2 separate regions of the Homo sapiens genome follow, and region 2 is linked to region 1. The links are chromatin loops, found by intact Hi-C in ENCODE. Cell type or tissue: Caco-2. All regions are shown on one strand. Each heading gives the region's core, and the rest is flanking DNA. Links, peaks and the distances in the headings are about the cores only. Region 1 overlaps PPP1R12A-AS2 (PPP1R12A antisense RNA 2). Region 2 overlaps OTOGL (otogelin like).

Region 1 (8,345 bases), core at 131-8,130:
CCTGACGTCAGGTGATCCACCACCTAACCTCACAAAGTGCTGGGATTACAGGCGTAAGCCACTGCACCTGGCCAATTTTTTAAAAGATCTACTTGGAAAATATAAGGACCACAAAATACATTTAGTAGCTTAATAAGGGACATGTTAAACAAGATTTCAAATGGCAAAGTTATACATTTAACATGCATAATTAGGCATTATTCTCAAATATAATTAGTACTCAATATTTTACACTTTGAAAAAAATTTACATTATACTTTTACTTTAAATATTGCCAGACTTTTTTAAAAAGGGCTATATTTGCACTTTACCAATATGCCAACATTTTTTTTTCTAAGTTCATCAGTAAACCACTGAATGGACATGTCTGCAAGCACAGTTTATTAATGTGAGCCTGTGTGAGTATTGTTAGGGAGATGTTGAGGATCCATAATGTAGATACTGTATCTCAATAATGACATTTTGCCTGTTATAGCATGTTTATGTTTCTGGATTTGGGACAGGAAAAGCATTGGAAGGGGTAGCAAATCTTGCATAGAATCCTTAAAAATTATCATCTGTATTCATTTATACATCTTTGAAAATATTAATAGAAGCAAGAATATTTTTCTCAAAACTTGGTACAAAAATCTCTTTAGAAATCACTAATATTGGCTGGGTGCAGTGGCTCACGCCTGTAATCCCAGCACTTTGGGAGGCCGAGGCAGGCGGATTATGAGGTCAGGAGATTGAGACCATCCTGGCCAACATGGTGAAACCCCGTCTCTCCTAAAAATACAAAAATTAGCTGGGTATAGTGGTGCGCACCTGCAGTCGCAGTTACTTGGGAGGCTGAGGCAGAAGAATTGCTTGAACCCGGGAGGCGGAGGTTGCAGTGAGCCGAGATCACGCCATTGCACTCCAGCCTGGCAACAGAGCAAGACTCCATCTAAAAAAAAAAAAAGAGAGACAAAGAAAAAAGAAATCACCAATATTTCACATTTATTTGATACTGATCCTAAAAATAAAAGTGTTCTTTTTGTAGCCTACATGCTTATTATTGCCTTATTCTTTAAGAAGTTCCATGTTGGCTCCAGACTAAGAAATTTGCAACCTCAAGTCAAAATGGAACATGTTAGTTTTCCAACTTGTATTATTCAAAAATTTAAAAATATGTGTCACTAGGCACAAAATCTACTTGTTATAATTATGTGTGATAATAGATTTTTTGGGTATTAAGAATTTTATGTGAGTATTGTGAAAAACTTGTGACTTTTTGCCATTGCAAGTCTACGCAACCAGTGAAACCAAAAAACTGTGGGAAAGAACTTTGAAGGCTTTGCTGATTGCTTTGCTAAATATTATCTGGTATGTTTAGTTATAAATAAAAAAAGAAATTAACATTTCTTGATACCTTACTATGTGCCAAGCATTGATAAGCACTTTATGCACAGTATATCATTTAATCCTCACAACAACCATAAGAGGCAGTCTGGTTTTTCAGTTGACTGGGGTAAGAGGAAGAAATTGAATTCATGAGCTTAAGGCATGAGCAATGAAGCCAGGAGCTGAACAATATCTTACTTCATACCCATTCTACTTCATGTAATTTCAAGTCAACACCAAAGTTCTCATGTACTTTTCCTTCAAAACGTGCCGTTTTCTCCCACGTCTTCAACATTCAATCTAAACCACTGAACTAAAGAATTCTGAGGGTGTTCCAATGTTCAGATTTTCTTTGAGTATTTTCTGACATAAGTGATGACTGCTACCCACAAACTTCATGTCTGATCCTTGCCCTTGAAAGTGGACTACATTTGCATCATGTTTTCTTAGTAAATCTTTTTGAATTGTTAGTCTGAAAATATGAATCTAGTCAATGGTTTAAAATTTCTCAATTATTAAAATAAATGTAGCCAGGCACAGTGGCTCAGGCCACTTTGGGAGGTTGAAGCAAGAGGATTGCTTGAGCCCAGGAATTGGGACACCAGCCCAGGCAACATGGTGAAACCCCATCTCTACATAAAATACAAAAATTAGCTGGGTGTGATGGTATGCGCCTGTGGTGCAAGGTACTCAGGAGGCTGACGTCGGAGGATGGCTTAAGCACAGGAGATCAAGGCTGCAGTGAGCTGTGATTATGCCACTGCACTCCAGAGCCTGGGCTACAGAGTGAGACTCTGTCTCAAAAAAAAAAAAAAAAAAAAAAGAAAGAAAAAAAAAAGTCTCAAACACCTGAAAGCATAATTTGCACAGGTTGAGAGTTTTAAATGGACACTTAAATATGTTTTCCAAATTCCTCCCATTAGTTAAACTTTTTCAGTCCTGTTAAGTATTATCTCAGACCTTTTTCTCTTTTCTGGTGGTGATGGTGATATTTCATGTTTTTCTTCTTTCTTTTTCTTTTTTTTTTTTTTTTTTTTTTGAGACAGAGCCTTGCTCTGTCACCCAGGCTGGCTGACTGCAACCTCTCGGCTCACTGCAACCTCTGCCTCCCAGGCTCAAGTGATTCTCCTGCCTCAGCCTCCTGAGTAGCTGGGATTACAGGCACCCGCCACCATGCCCAGCTAGTTTTTGTATTTTTAGTAGAGATGGGGTTTCACCATGTTGGCCAGGCTGGTCTCAAACTCCTGACCTCAAGTGATCTGCCCACCTCAGCCTCCTAAAGTGCTGGGATTACAGGTATGAGCCACCACTCCTGGCCATTTTTTCTTAAAACCGTTTTCTGTTCTATTCCTGTCACTGATCCCATTCCTCTCAGTGGTCACCTTTGTACCCTACAATTCTTGGGTTTATTCAGGTTCCTTTTACAGACCAGTTAACAACATCCCTTTTCCTTGTCCGCCAAACATCTTTTGTCTACTTAAGTATTTAGTCATCATTGTCATAATTGTTCTGAAAATGGCTTTGATAAGTGGGCCAGCCCAGAAGACCAGCAATTTCTAAAGTTAATAACACCTTGGGCAAACAAATTATTTCATGATTCACTCCTTTCATGACCCCTCATAAGAGAAAAAAATTGTATGGTGAGAATAAAGATGTAATTAAGTGTTTTAGGTATTCGATAGTTGTACTGATGGGTTTGGTCTGCAGACAATTGCTTTGATGTTAGGACAAGGATTGTATCTGTTCAGTGTAAGTTTTCATTGAAAGAAATATATGCTCATTAGAAAACCTCACATGGTTAAAACCTTCTAATGATTAAATTGAGTACTTAATTCTAATTGTAGCCCTTATGACAAGTCTTTATATGGTCACAAGATTTTTTTTAAACACAGAAAAATACCTGATTTAGTAAAAAATCTGAATCAGAATTTAAAAAAAATTTAGTACTTCTAAGCACCTACTGAACCCAACTGTTCATTTTACAGGAATCCTAAGGATCTGTGCTAAGTGTCTGTTTTTCTGATTTAAGAATGAACAGTAATTAGCAGGTAATTTGAGTTTGAAAATAATTTATCTAAATAATTTACTCTATTAAGGAGAAAGTTTTTAATTAGTAGAGATAAATTACAGCTAACCCAAAACCAAGTCTCTTCTTTTGTATTCTGAAAAGCATTTTTCACCTAAAATGTTACAGAAAAAAAAGCGGCTGAGGTAGTTGGCGATGACTTTTAGTATACCTATTGATAAAGCATAAACAAAAGTGGGGTGGGGCATTGAAATGTCTTCTTAATTGCTACCGATACCTGCCACTCAAACCACTAGGTGGCACCAATAAGCTTTTCCGATATGTACAATAAATGTACCTATGTTTAAGGCACTCCTTGAACAATATCCCATACCATGACTACCAAAATGCTTAAAAATTCTACCCATATACTTAAGAATTACTGCACAAAGTTATGCCTCTAGACAACAATAAATGGTGTTGCTATTTGATTGTTGACAAAAGTATTGAGAAAGCAATCTAAATACAAGTCACCATGATTTAGTGGAAAAAACACTGGAGTGAGGGTCAATAGTCCTTGTTCTGTTCTCAGCTTCACCACCAACTACCTCAGTGTCTTGAGTAGTCACTAAACCTCTCTGGTTTCTATCTCCTGATCAGTAAAGTGAAAGATTGGGACTAGATGAGTTGGTTTCAAAATGTAAGTAAAAGCCTCTTTTCTTCTACAAAATCCCTCAGAATTCTAATATGGAAAACAGATGAAAGCAAGACTGAGAAGGGAGGGAAGCGTGGTTGGATGTTGGAAAGAGAAGAAGGTATGAGAAGCACCTTTTGCTCTGCTTCCCACCAGTCTCCTCAGTGTCCAACCTGTGGTCCAGAAAAAAAAATAATTTGGATACCAATGAAATAGAAAATTACTAACAACTCTGTGATCCAGAAGTCTGTAAATCCAAGTATGTAGCACTATGTCCAAGTTCTTAAGCATTTTCCAACTTTAGCGGCCCAATTCCAGGATATAGTACAGCTATTATTTTCTCCATTTTACAAATAAATAGTAAACTAAGGATGGGTAATTTAATAGTTTTCTAAAAGTCTCCTTTGAGATTCACTTGCAGTTGTAAAAAAAAAAAAAAGAAAGAAAAAAAAGAAAAAAGAAAACCAAGCAGAAATCCCATGTAAAATTTACCCAGTTTCCTCTAATGGGAACATTTTGCAAAATTATAGTATAATATCACAACTAGGATATTCACATCAATACAGTCAAGATACAGAACAATTCCAACACCACAAGAATCTCTGTTTCCCATTTATAGCTGCACACATTTTACTCCTACCTTGACTCTTTACTTAGCCCCTGGAAACCTCTAATTTGTTCTCCATTTCTACGATTTTTGTTATTTCAAGAATGTTATATAAATGGAATCGTATGTATGTAAGCTTTCAGGATTTATTTTTTCATTAAGCATAATTCTCTGAAGATTCATTCAGGTTGCTGCATGTATTAATAATGCATTCCTTTTTATTGCTGAGGAGTAGTTCATGGTATGGATATGTCACAGATTTTTTTTTTGGAGGCAGAGTTTCGCTCTTGTTGCCCAGGCTGGCGTGCAATGGTGCGATCTTGGCTCACCACAACCTCCACCTTCTGGGTTCAAGTGATTCTCCTGCCTCAGACTCCCGAGTAGCTGGGATTACAGGCATGCACCACCACGCCCGGCTAATTTTGTATTTTTAGTAGAGATGGAGTTTCTCCATGTTGGTCAAGTTGGTCTTGAACTCCTGACCTCAGGTGATCCGCCCGCCTCGGCCTCCCAAAGTGCTGAGATTACAGGCGTGAGCCACCACACTCGGCCTGTGTCACAGATTTTTAAGCATTCACCCATTGAAGGATTGAAGGACATCTAAATTGTTTCCAGGTGTTTGCTTGCTTGTTTGTTTTTGAGACAAGGTCTCACTCTGTTGTCCAGGCTGGAGTGCAGTGGCACAATCTCAGCTCACTGCAACCTCTGCCTATGGAGCTCAAGCTATCCTTCTACCTCAGCCTCCTGAGTAGTTGGGACCACAGGCGTGCACCACCACACTTGGCCAATTTTTGTATTTTTTTTTTTTTTATAGAAATGAGGTTTCACCATGTTGCCCAAGCTGGTTTTTAACTTCTGAGCTCAAGAAATCCGCCTACCGCATATGGCCCTCCAATTTTTGACTCTTATAAATAAAGCTGCTATAAATATTTGTGTACACCTTTTCATGTGAATATAAATTTTTATTTCTCTAGGATAAATGCCCAGGAGTGCAATTGCTGGGTCACTGTGTAGTTGCATGTTTAGTTTTTTCTTATTTTTAATTTTTATGGATACATAATAGTTGCACATATTTATAGGGTAGAAGTAATATTTTGATATAAGCATTAAATGTGTAATGATCAAATCAGGGTAACTGGGGTATCATCATCTTGAACATTTCTTGAACATTTATCATTTCTTTGTGTTAGGGACATCCCAATTCCACTCTGCTATTGTGAAATATACAATAAATTTTTGTTAACTATGGTCACCTTATTGTGCTACCAAACATTATATCTGATTCCTTCTATCTATATTTTTGTACCCACTAACCAATTCCTCTTTATCCCCCTTTCCCCACCTCTGGTATCCTTCCTAGCCTCTGGTATCCTTCCTAGCCTCTGGTAATGATCATTCTACCCTGTATCTTCATGAGATCAACACATTTAGCTCCCACATATGAGTGAGAAAATGTGATATTTGTCTTGCTGCGCCTGGCTTATTTCACTTAACGTAATGCCTTACAGTTCCATCCATATTGTTGCAAACAACAGAATTTCGTTCTTTTTTGTGGCTGAATAATTTTCTATTGTAGATATATGTACCACATTTTCTTTGTCCATTTATCCATCGATGGATACTTAGGTTGATTCCCTATCTTGGCTACTGTGAATAATAGTGCTGCAATAAACATGGGAGTGCAGATACTTCTTCAATATACTGATTTCCTTTTATATGGATCCTATACCCAGCAGTAGGATTGCTGGATCATTGGGTAGTTATATTTTTAGTTGTTTGAGAGGTCTCCATACTGTTCTCCATAGTGACTGTGCTAATTTACATTCCCACCAACAGTGTTGGAGGGTTCCACTTTCTCCCTATCTGCCCTAGCATCCGTTATTGCCTTTTTTATAAAAGTCATTTTAACTGGACTGAGATAGTATCTCATAGTTTTGATTTGCAGTTCTCTGATGATTGGTGATGTTGAGCATTTTGTAATATACCTGTCGGCCATCTGTATGTCTTCTTTTGAGAAATGTCTATTCATATCTTTCACCCATTTTCAATTTGAATTTTTTCTGTTGAGACGTCTGAGCTCCTTATATATTCTGGTTATTAATCCCATGTCAGATAGGTAGTTGGCAAATATTTTCTCCCATGCTGTGGGTTGTCTTTTCACTTTGTTGATTGTTTCCTCTGCTGTGATCCCATTTGTCCATTTTTTGCTTTAGTTGCCTGTGCTTTTGCGATCTTACTCAAGAAATCTTTGCACAAATCAATGACCTAGATAATTTTCCTAATGTTATCTTATAGTAGGTTCATAGTTTCAGGTCTTACATTTAAGTTTCTATTCAATTTAGATTTGATTTTTGTATATAATATGAGATAGGGGTTTAATTTTCTCCTTCTTCATATAAATATCCAGTTTCCAAGCACCATTTATTGTTCTTTCCCAATGTATGTTCTTGGTACCTTCACATGTTTAGTTCTAAAAGAAACTATTTTCCAGAGTAGGTGTATCATTTTGTATTCCCAATGGCAATGTAGGAGTGATAGTTTTTTTTTGCATCCTCACCAGAATTTGGTGTTTTCACTAATTTTTTAAATTTTAAAAAAATTTTAGTCATTCTCATAGGTGTGTAGTATTATGCATTGTGGTTTTAATTTGAATTCCCTAATATCTAATGATGTTAAACATCTTTGTATATGCTTTTTGATATCTGTATATTCGCTCTGGTAAAATTTATTTTGTCCACTTTATACTTGGATTTTTAAATTTTATTTTTTATTTATGTATTTTAAGTAATTTTTTATTTCTATAAATTTAAGGGGTATGAGTGCAGTTTTAATACACGGATATATTGAGCAGTGGCGAAGTTTGAGCTTTTAGTGTAACTATCACCCAAATAATATACATTGTACCTATGAAGTAATTTCTCATTCCTCACCTCCATCTCCCCTCCCCCGCCCTCCTCCTCTTCTGAGTCTTCAGTGTCTATTATTCTTTCCTTTATGTTCATGTGTACACATTATTTAGCTACCACTTATAAATGAGAACCTGCAGTACTTGACTTTTGGATTTTTTTTAACTGTTGAGTTTTGAGAGTTCTTTATATATTCTGAACATTACTCCTTGTCCTTTCATCTTTTTAATAGAATTTTTCACACAGCAAATGTTTTTAATTTTGATAAAGTTCAATGTGTCAGTTTTTCCTTTTATGGATCATGTTTTTCTTGTCAAGTCTAAGAACTCTTTGTCCATCTCTAGATCTCAAACATTTTCCCCTATTATTTCTAAAAGTTTTATACTTTTATATTTTACATTTATATCCCTGTACCATTTTAAGTTAATTTTTGGATAAGGTCTGAGGTTTGGGTTGAGATTTGCTTTTTAAAATGAATGTCCAATTGCTCTAGCACCATTTTTTAAAGGCTATCTTTCTTCCATTGAATTGCATTTTGTGCCTTTGTCAAAAATCAGTTGGAGGCCAGGCACAGTGGATTATGTCTGTGATCCCAGTACTTCGTGAGGCAGAGGCAGGCGGATCACTGGGAGGCCAGGAATTAGAGACCAGCCTGGCCAACATGGCAAAAACCCATTTCTACTAAAAATACAAAATTAGCCAGGCATGGTGGCCCACACCTGTAATCCCAGCTATTCAGTAGCTGAGGCATGAGAATTGCTTGAACCC
Region 2 (8,345 bases), core at 1-8,000, 450 kb before region 1:
AAATGACTCAGCAAGTATCAGTGATAAGCATGCATAAAGCAGCCTAAAAGTCACATCCAAATACAATTTGCTATTAATGCCATCATGTGCCAAAATAAATCATAAAAACTACTGCATTGCTATGTATCCTAATTAAAATGCAATATCTGTAATATTTCAGCCGGCTACAAAAATGGGGCCGGAGATGCTGTGGTCAGGGTCAGGAGATCCTGTCAACCTATGTCTCCCACTTCCAGTCACCCAAGCTACCATGGAGGTCTAGTCAAGTCTGACAAAGTAGAAACCAGTTTGGAGTGAGTCTTCTTATTACATCCAGCTGTTTTCTGTCCCTCCAGAGCTTCCTCCCGTATAGCTAACTGATTTCTTGGTTTCACTTCAAATTACTCCTGCGCAAAGAAGACCACCCTAGGAGAAAGATGAGAATCTGTAGACCTGCTGTCCTTGTGAATGATATGCTCCAGGTGCATCAAATAGTCATTCTCAAACTTAGCCTGCATATTTCGATTTATCTTGGAGAGCCCCATCTAGGCCAATGAAATTCTACTTTCTAGGTATGGGGCTCAGGCATTAGTGTTAAACTGCCCCAACATTCAGTAATATGAGTTTTGCAATCTATCTCTTTTGGTCTTTCAGATAACTATATTGTCATTTCAGAAGCTTCCTAGAAATTCACTTCTTCCAAGAAATGAATTAGTACTAAACAATTTTTGCTAAAGGGGGCAGGAGAAGTTAAAGAAAAAAAAATCCAACCTCATTCTTATGAGACTTGACAAACTTCCCAGCTGCTTGGGTCTTGTTTGGTCAATTGGTCAAAGACTGGATTCTCTTTGTTTTACTCAGAGGCATGCTTGATATCCATGCCTAAAAGAAAATAAACATTAAGTTAAAGACAATGTTGAGTAAAAGATTATTCAACTGGGATTCACAAAATCTGGATTATGTTTAGCAGTTAATAGTTGTGGGACATGGGACCTTGAACTTAGCTCTCCATGTTTCATTTTCCCATCAGAAAAATGGAATCCTATACTTCCTTCTTCCAAACTCTATTAATCTGAGTATCTATTTATGATACATTAACCAAAAAGCCTTAAAGGATGCACTGTTCTTCACATTGCCAAAAAATGGTGGAGTAGACTTTCTCCCTATGCACTCACACAAAGACATTAAATTAGAGGGAAACATGGACAGGAAAATAATACAAGAGACATCTGAGAAGTAATGAAGATCTAAACCAAAGGGAGGACAGAGAGAACGGGAGGATGACACCTGAAGGGAGAGACATGGCTAATTATAAATTATAAAATCCTTAGAAGATTAAAAACAGATAAAATAATTAAAGCAGAGCTGTGGGAAACTTTACTCAAACAAAAATACTGAAAGGTCTGTGGAGGATCGATTGTTTATGATCCTATTCTCTAGAGACTGAAATTCTTTGGATATACCAGATGGCTTTATTTATATAACAAAAGCTCAGCTCTAGTGAGGTGCTGCTTGCAAATTCACATACAAATAAAAGAAACTGTGTTTATGTTTGTACATATCCTTGCACATAAGAGGGAGTTTCCTTTGTTTTTTATGGACATTTGAACAAATTTTATGCTTATAATGCTAAAGAGAAGGCTCACCTTTTTATATTTATTTATTATTATTATTATTATTTTTTTTTTGAGACAGAGTCTCACTCTGTCGCCCAGGCTGGAATGCAGTGGTGTGATCTCAGCTCACTGCAACCTCTGTCTCCCAGGTTCAAGTGATTATCCTGCCTCAGCCTCCTGAGTAGCTGGGATTACAGGCGCATGCCACCACACCCGGCTAATTTTTGTATTTTTAGTAGAGATGGGGTTTCACCATGTTGGTCAGGCTGGTCTCGAACTCCTGACCTCGTGATCTGCCCGCCTCGGCCTCTCAAAGTGCTGGGATTACAGGCATGAACCACCGCTCACCTCTTTTTAAAAGGAACAGCAGCCTCCCAGTATAGCCAAGTAATCCCCAGAACATAAAATTTAACACAGAAAATTTTCTGACCTTTGTGGATCTTCTCTATCCAAGTGCATGACAAATATTTATTTCACTCCTCAGTGTTCATATTCAATCCTATCTCTTCAAATAACATCATTGACAATTAAAAAGAAATCTCAACCCTCTCCCCAAGTGAATATTTCAAGCTGCATCCTGTGTCAACTCCTGGCACTGAGTCAGCCTTGTCAGCCCAATTTAGAGCACATGGCAGTAATCCAATTCATTGTGGCTGTTTGTGGTCCCCAGATCAGGTTTCAAAAACGAAGGGGCAGCAATCCGGTGACCTTCTCAAGATAGTAGAAAACAACTCTGGTCATGACTGACACTTGATCTTTCTGCTAACATTAGCTCCTAATCAAAGATGGTGCCAAGCTTGTATCTGACACCAGCCCACAAACCTTTCTGTCCTCCTCCAAGAGGTGTGGGCATCCTGTCACCCACTGAGTTTCAGTTTTGGAATGACTGTCCCTTTCAGATCCAAGGAAGTCTGATTTTATTGACACTTGAGATAAAGCTCAAGGCCTGTCTTAATTGAGCTTTCCAGTTATTTATAATGCATACATATTTACTATTCATTGTCTTTATACTTAGTGAGGTTCAATGTGATTAGTAATAAAGATGTGGTTATAACTTTATAAAATTAACAACCCCAGAATATTCATATTGTAATCAGGAGATGGCATCCACTCGGAAGCTTTTTTCTGTGCACCTCTCATCCTGTCGTCCTTTCTTAAAAATGTATTACTCTTCCTGGGCTTCGTGTCATCCTTCCTCCATATTTCTGCTGGATCTTCAGGACTGGCTCAGGTATGGCCACAGATTGGCCCCAGCAGGGTCTGCAGAAGTAAACTTTACCTCCTAGGCCAGGCCCTATTTTTCTTACTTCACCAAATACTAAGTATCGGTATAAAAAAAAAAAACAAAAACAACCTGGCCACTTGCCTAAGTCGTCCCTAAATCAGGAAGCTGTTCTTAATGTGAAGAGGCCTTTAGGGAACCCTGTTGTTTTCTCATCCCTTACCTCTTATATAAAAGTCCGTGTTGAGGCCTGAAGATTCTTGGAGCTCTGGATGTGTTCAAAGTAACTACTGGCTTTGCCCCAGCTCTGAGTTTACACATAATATATTATCTGAATTAGTCGAGTTCCAAGTTTTCTATACAGAATTTTATCTTCTTTCTATCTCCATAAACAAACAATCTTTGAAGCTAGATAATATGGGAAAAGAGGATGGAATCATTTCACCCTGCCTTGTTTGTTTCCATGAGGATTCTAACCCAAAGGAAAAGATGAGTCATTCAGCATCATTTCCTATGTGGTGCTTTGGACTCTGTGCTATCTTAGCCAAAAGAGGGCAGCACTCCATGGGTTTTGAATTCACAGGAAGCAAAACTTCAAACAGTTTTTAACTGAACTCTTAAGCAAGGCACTGTACTCTATTACATGGGATAACACAGATTAATAAGACCTCCCCAAACAAGCAGGAACAGGAAAGGAGAGAAGAGTTGGGGAGAGCAGTTAAAACATTGCCATGTGTTTGGGAGTGGTGAGCGATACGTCTGAAAATAAAGAATGGATGAGATCGTGAGGGTCCCTTGACGATTAGGCATTTATTCTTTATTTGAAATGCAGTGAGGAGCCTCTCAAAGTTTTTCAACAAGTGAATCATATGATTAGAACTCTGTTTGGGGAAGATACATGTGTTAGGGATGCATTAGAGAGATTGAAACAGGGAGACCAAAGAGCAGAGGGAAACATGGACAGGAAAATAATACAAGAGACATCCGAGAGGTAATGAAGATCTAAGCCAGAGGGATGGCAGAGAGAAAGGGAAGATGACACCTGATGGGAGAGACGCGGCTAAGTAGGAAAGATGGACTTTAATGGACTTGATATAGGGAGAAAGGGACCAAGATAAACCCAGAGTTTCACATCTCAGACCTGGGCATATGGTAGAGCCTTTAACCAAAATTAGGAAGAAAGAAAAAAACAACTGTTTTGAAGCAAACATAATGAATTTGGTTTTGAACACATTTTCCCTTCAGAGAGCGTGAGATGTGACTAAGTTGCCAAGATATAAGGGGTAAAAGATAAAAATATAGGAAGGGTATGACTTTAAGGACACCCTTGGAAAAGAAGCCCTAAATGCTTACCTGAAAGCCCAGTGCTGAATATATGGCCCACTTGCAGGTGCAGTGTTGGGCCTTAGTGGCCTGTGTTTCTATATCTTCTTGATCTCATCTAACTCTTCTTATTTGTCCCTTTTTTCTAATATTTTTATATTTGTATCTTATGTAGTGCCACCTCAAATCCTTTTGTGAATAAATTAGAATAAGCAGCAATTAATCAATCCTGATAATTACATTTTTCTATATAGACTTTAAGATACAGCCATCTTCAGTAAGCACATAGGACCCATGTGTAAAATGCAGATCACTAATATTTACTGAAAACTAATATGCTAGGCAGTAAAGTAAAAGTTTTATACACATCATTTCATTTTATATTATGATTAACAAAACAAGATTATGAAGCAATGCCATTATTATCCCTTTTTACAGATGAGGACACTGAAACACAATGACATTAACACTAATTTGGCCGGGTGCAGTGGCTCACACCTGTAATACCAGTACTTTCGGAGGCCAAGGTGAGTGGGTCACTTGAGATCAGGAGTTCAAGACCAGCCTGGCCAACATGGCAAAACCCTGTCTCTACTAAAAATATAAAAATTAGCCAGGCGTGGCAGTGCACACTTGTGATCCCAGCTACTTGGGAGGCTGAGGCAGGGGAATCGGAATCACTTGAACCCAGGAGGCAGAGGTTGCAGTGAGCCAAGATTGCACCACTGCACTCCAGACTGGGCAACAGAGGGAGACTCCTTCTCAAAAAAAAAATTAATTTATAATATAGCAGAACTTACATTATAACCCAGGCAGCCTGACCTCAGAGCCAGTGTACCTAACCACTATGCCTACTTCCTCTCTGTTCACATTGCCTGTCTCATTATACCAGCCCATTTTCCTGATTCCTCTCTATATGTCTCATGCTCCACTTTAGGATGCCATTTACATGTGTTAACAGAGCATTGGCATCCGGGGCAGTGTCTTGAATCAGGAAACTGTGTTGCCTCCATATATAGAGGATAAATTAGTAGGTTGAAGAAAAGATATACTACTTCGTTTTTCTAAAATTAAATTAAATCTATCTCTGAACCCCTACACATCAAGGCAGATGAGTAACAGTCCAATACTTGTCATATGGGAGATGCAGTTCCTCCTCCCATGACATCATACAAGAATACTGACTTATAAGATGCCAGAAAATAAATGGGAGGGAGAAGCCAAGGAGCCACGTTTATTTTTGACCCTTTTTGTCATCCAATTTGCCTGGTATTAGGCAGCCTCAAAGGGGCTCCTCCTTTTGTCTGTTCATGAACTCAACCAATGAAATCCTCAACACCGATTCAGTGGCACAGTTATTGGAGTCCAGCCTTCCTGGACACTCAACAATTACATGACTCCAGCACTATGGGCAACAGGGGCCCACTCAGATTATCTCAATTTTAGGAATGCTCATTACTCTCTCCCCTAAATAGGGCCATTATCTTCCTCCTCCCAGCCTTAAGAATCTTCCCTTTCCTAGAAAGTCTAGCTTCAGACTTTAGAAAACAATTTTTGTCTATTAAATTGTCAATGAGGCTAATGAAACCCAGATCTCTAAGACGTAAAACCTTCTCAGTATGGGAGAGAAAAAAATACGTCTTTTACTATCAACTCCTTTACATTAGCTAGAATGAAAAATATTAAGATATATATTATTCTGCCACTTAACTATAGTGGAAAAGGAAAAAATTAAAGTGATGTGTTAACACTAAAAGTGTCTTGTCTTCTTATATAGCCAGAAGTTAAGCCTGGTGTGGCTAATGTGTTTCATCTAGCCTGATAACTCATTGCTTAGTAGAATCTGCCTGAAGCAGAGCATTGAGAAATAGTTTAAGGTCATGACTGGGTTGAACAGAAAAGGGCTTGCCGTTAGTATAGGAAACGGAAATGCAAGGCCACATGCTACATATTTTCCATTCCTAGTTTAAACATAAACTACAGTTTTGCTTACTAAGCAAATTGATCTAGTCTCAAGTACCATAACTATGGGAAAAAGGGACCTATTTGAAGAGAGAACACTCTAATATACATAATAATCACCCATAAAGAGTTTCTATAAAAGAGTCCCACATCCAGATATTATAATTCAACAGCACTAGTAGCCAGGAATATATACTATTAATGAAATGTCCCTAGGGAATCACGATGCCACTTGTCCAATGACTACAATTTGAGAAACACTCCTATGGAGCAAGGGTCCTATTTGTTCATCTCCATCTGCCCTAATGCCTCCCAACAGCCAGCTGAAGACCTCCAACCTGCAGCCCTAACCTCATTCATCCCTCGGCCTATCCTAACCTATTTGGTAGGATGGTGCCAAGCATCAATCTTGATGCTCTAAAGCTCATGGAATCTTACACATTCCTGTGTCTTTTACAACTACCAATGTGTTGGTGACTATGAAGTCTATGGCTTTGGCCCATTCTCTTTCTTGAGCTCCAGATCAACACATTTAATTGCCTATAGGTAAGTCCACAAAGACTACAAACTTAGCATGTCAGAAACTAAATTGAACTCATCATTTCCTAATATACTCCTCCCAAAAACATCCTGATTCTATCTCTATTATCCATTTTAGTAGGTGATAGACGTAATTATCCACCTGATTTCTCAAGACCAAAAGAAACAAAAAGCCAAAAGAACTTGGAGTCATCTTAAGAGTCCTACTACTTCAAATCTTATATCTATTGTTTCAAATCTGAGGAAACATAAATCACAAGCCCTTGAATTATTGCTGCTATTTGCTGAGAGAGAGAGAAAGGGAGTGAGAGAGAGAACATACTACCTCAGTAGGACTGTCATCTCCAATCTAAGCTATTGCAGTAATTACCTAGTTGGTCTCCACAGTTCAGTGATACATGTTTATGCAGTGTGTGCTCTGCACAGTCCCTACACTTGACTGTTGATGAAGGCACCAATTGTATTGTAAGCATTATATATTTTTATAAAAATTTTCTCACTTTTCAGTAAAATGTCTGTTGTAAGGTAATTATTGATATAAACATTTTCCAAAAAATGAAGTAAAAAGTAACTTGAGAGAGGGTACTCTTTTCTAATTTGTACAAAAGTTCCACATGGGCTATCAGCAGCCTTGGGTTTCCCTGATTCTAGACTTTCTCTCTAAGCTATTCATGCATTTCTGCCGTGGTGATCTTTCCAAGTGCAAACTTTATTGTGGTTTTCCTTCAATAAAGTACAAACATCTACATATCTGCTTCAGCCTACCTGCTGATGTGTACTCCCTATGCTTCAGCCATCCTGAGCTTCTTACATTACTCAAATGTATCATTGCACATATTTCACATGTGCAATTCTCTCAGCTATTGATTCCAATCCACTCCATCCCTACTGCATTCTATCTGAAAAATTCATAATCTTCCTTCTAGACCAGCACAAGTGTTTCTTTCTTTGAAGGCTCTCTGCTACCTCCTTCTCTACCCTGGAAAAGCCACCTATTCTCATTTATGCCTTCAACCAACCTCTATGTCAATTGATCACACTGCATTACAATTATTTTTTTAATTCATCTCTTATAGTAAGCCAGGAGCTCCTTGGTTTAGTATAATCATGCACTATTTAACTTTTCATTTCCTATGGTGATGCAAATTGGTATAGATATTTTAAAGGAAACTTATTGGGTCAGTTGGATTTAACTGGCTCTATTGCCTGCTGTCTAGCATGCTGGCAAGTTTTCACTTTGAGCTGTGATGCTTTCTGCTGCATTTGCTGAGTCGTACCAAGCCTCTGTTATAGATTTCACTGACATGAGTAGGAAGTTTTGATAACATTTAGGGGCAAGAATATGTGATTGGAGCTCATTTAAAGTATACGTCTCTTTAATTTTTTTACCCCCTTTTTAAAAATTGCTTTTGAGACAAGGTTTCACTCTGTTGCCCAGACTGGAGTGCAGTGGCGTGATCATGGCTCACTGTAGTCTCAACCTCTGGGCTCAAGCAACCTCCTGAGTAGCTGGGACTACAGGTCTATGCCACCACACCTGGCTACTTGTTTTTTATCTTTTTGTAGAGGCAATGTTTCACTATGTTGCCTAGACTGGTCTTTACCTCCCGGACTCAAGCAATGCTCCTGCCTCAGCCTCCCAAAGTGCTAGGATTACAGATGTAAGCCACCATGCCCAGCCTATGTAAAGTATATGTCTCAAT

Evidence for each region. Hi-C counts contacts between places; a loop is a spot of excess contacts. Peaks named below come from ENCODE experiments on the same cell type or tissue, not always from the same donor. Only the 100,000 strongest peaks of a DNase experiment are listed, where the experiment ranks them.
Region 2: it touches region 1 in a loop (3-fold over the local background); 9 of 110 quality-filtered maps call a loop at or near these places.

The regions. Positions count from the first base shown.
Region 1 is chr12:79,733,657-79,742,001 of GRCh38, reverse strand. The region is part of intron 4 of PPP1R12A-AS2 (PPP1R12A antisense RNA 2); the gene reads right to left. Among named protein-coding and RNA genes, the nearest start is that of PAWR, 47 kb to the right of the region's middle. In Caco-2, for the core only: a CTCF peak has its summit at 3,619; a DNase peak (open chromatin) is centred at 3,671.
Region 2 is chr12:80,181,860-80,190,204 of GRCh38, reverse strand. All of the region lies in intron 1 of OTOGL (otogelin like), which reads right to left. Among named protein-coding and RNA genes, the nearest start is that of OTOGL, 86 kb to the right of the region's middle. In Caco-2, for the core only: a CTCF peak has its summit at 3,394 (motif pointing right); a DNase peak (open chromatin) is centred at 3,374.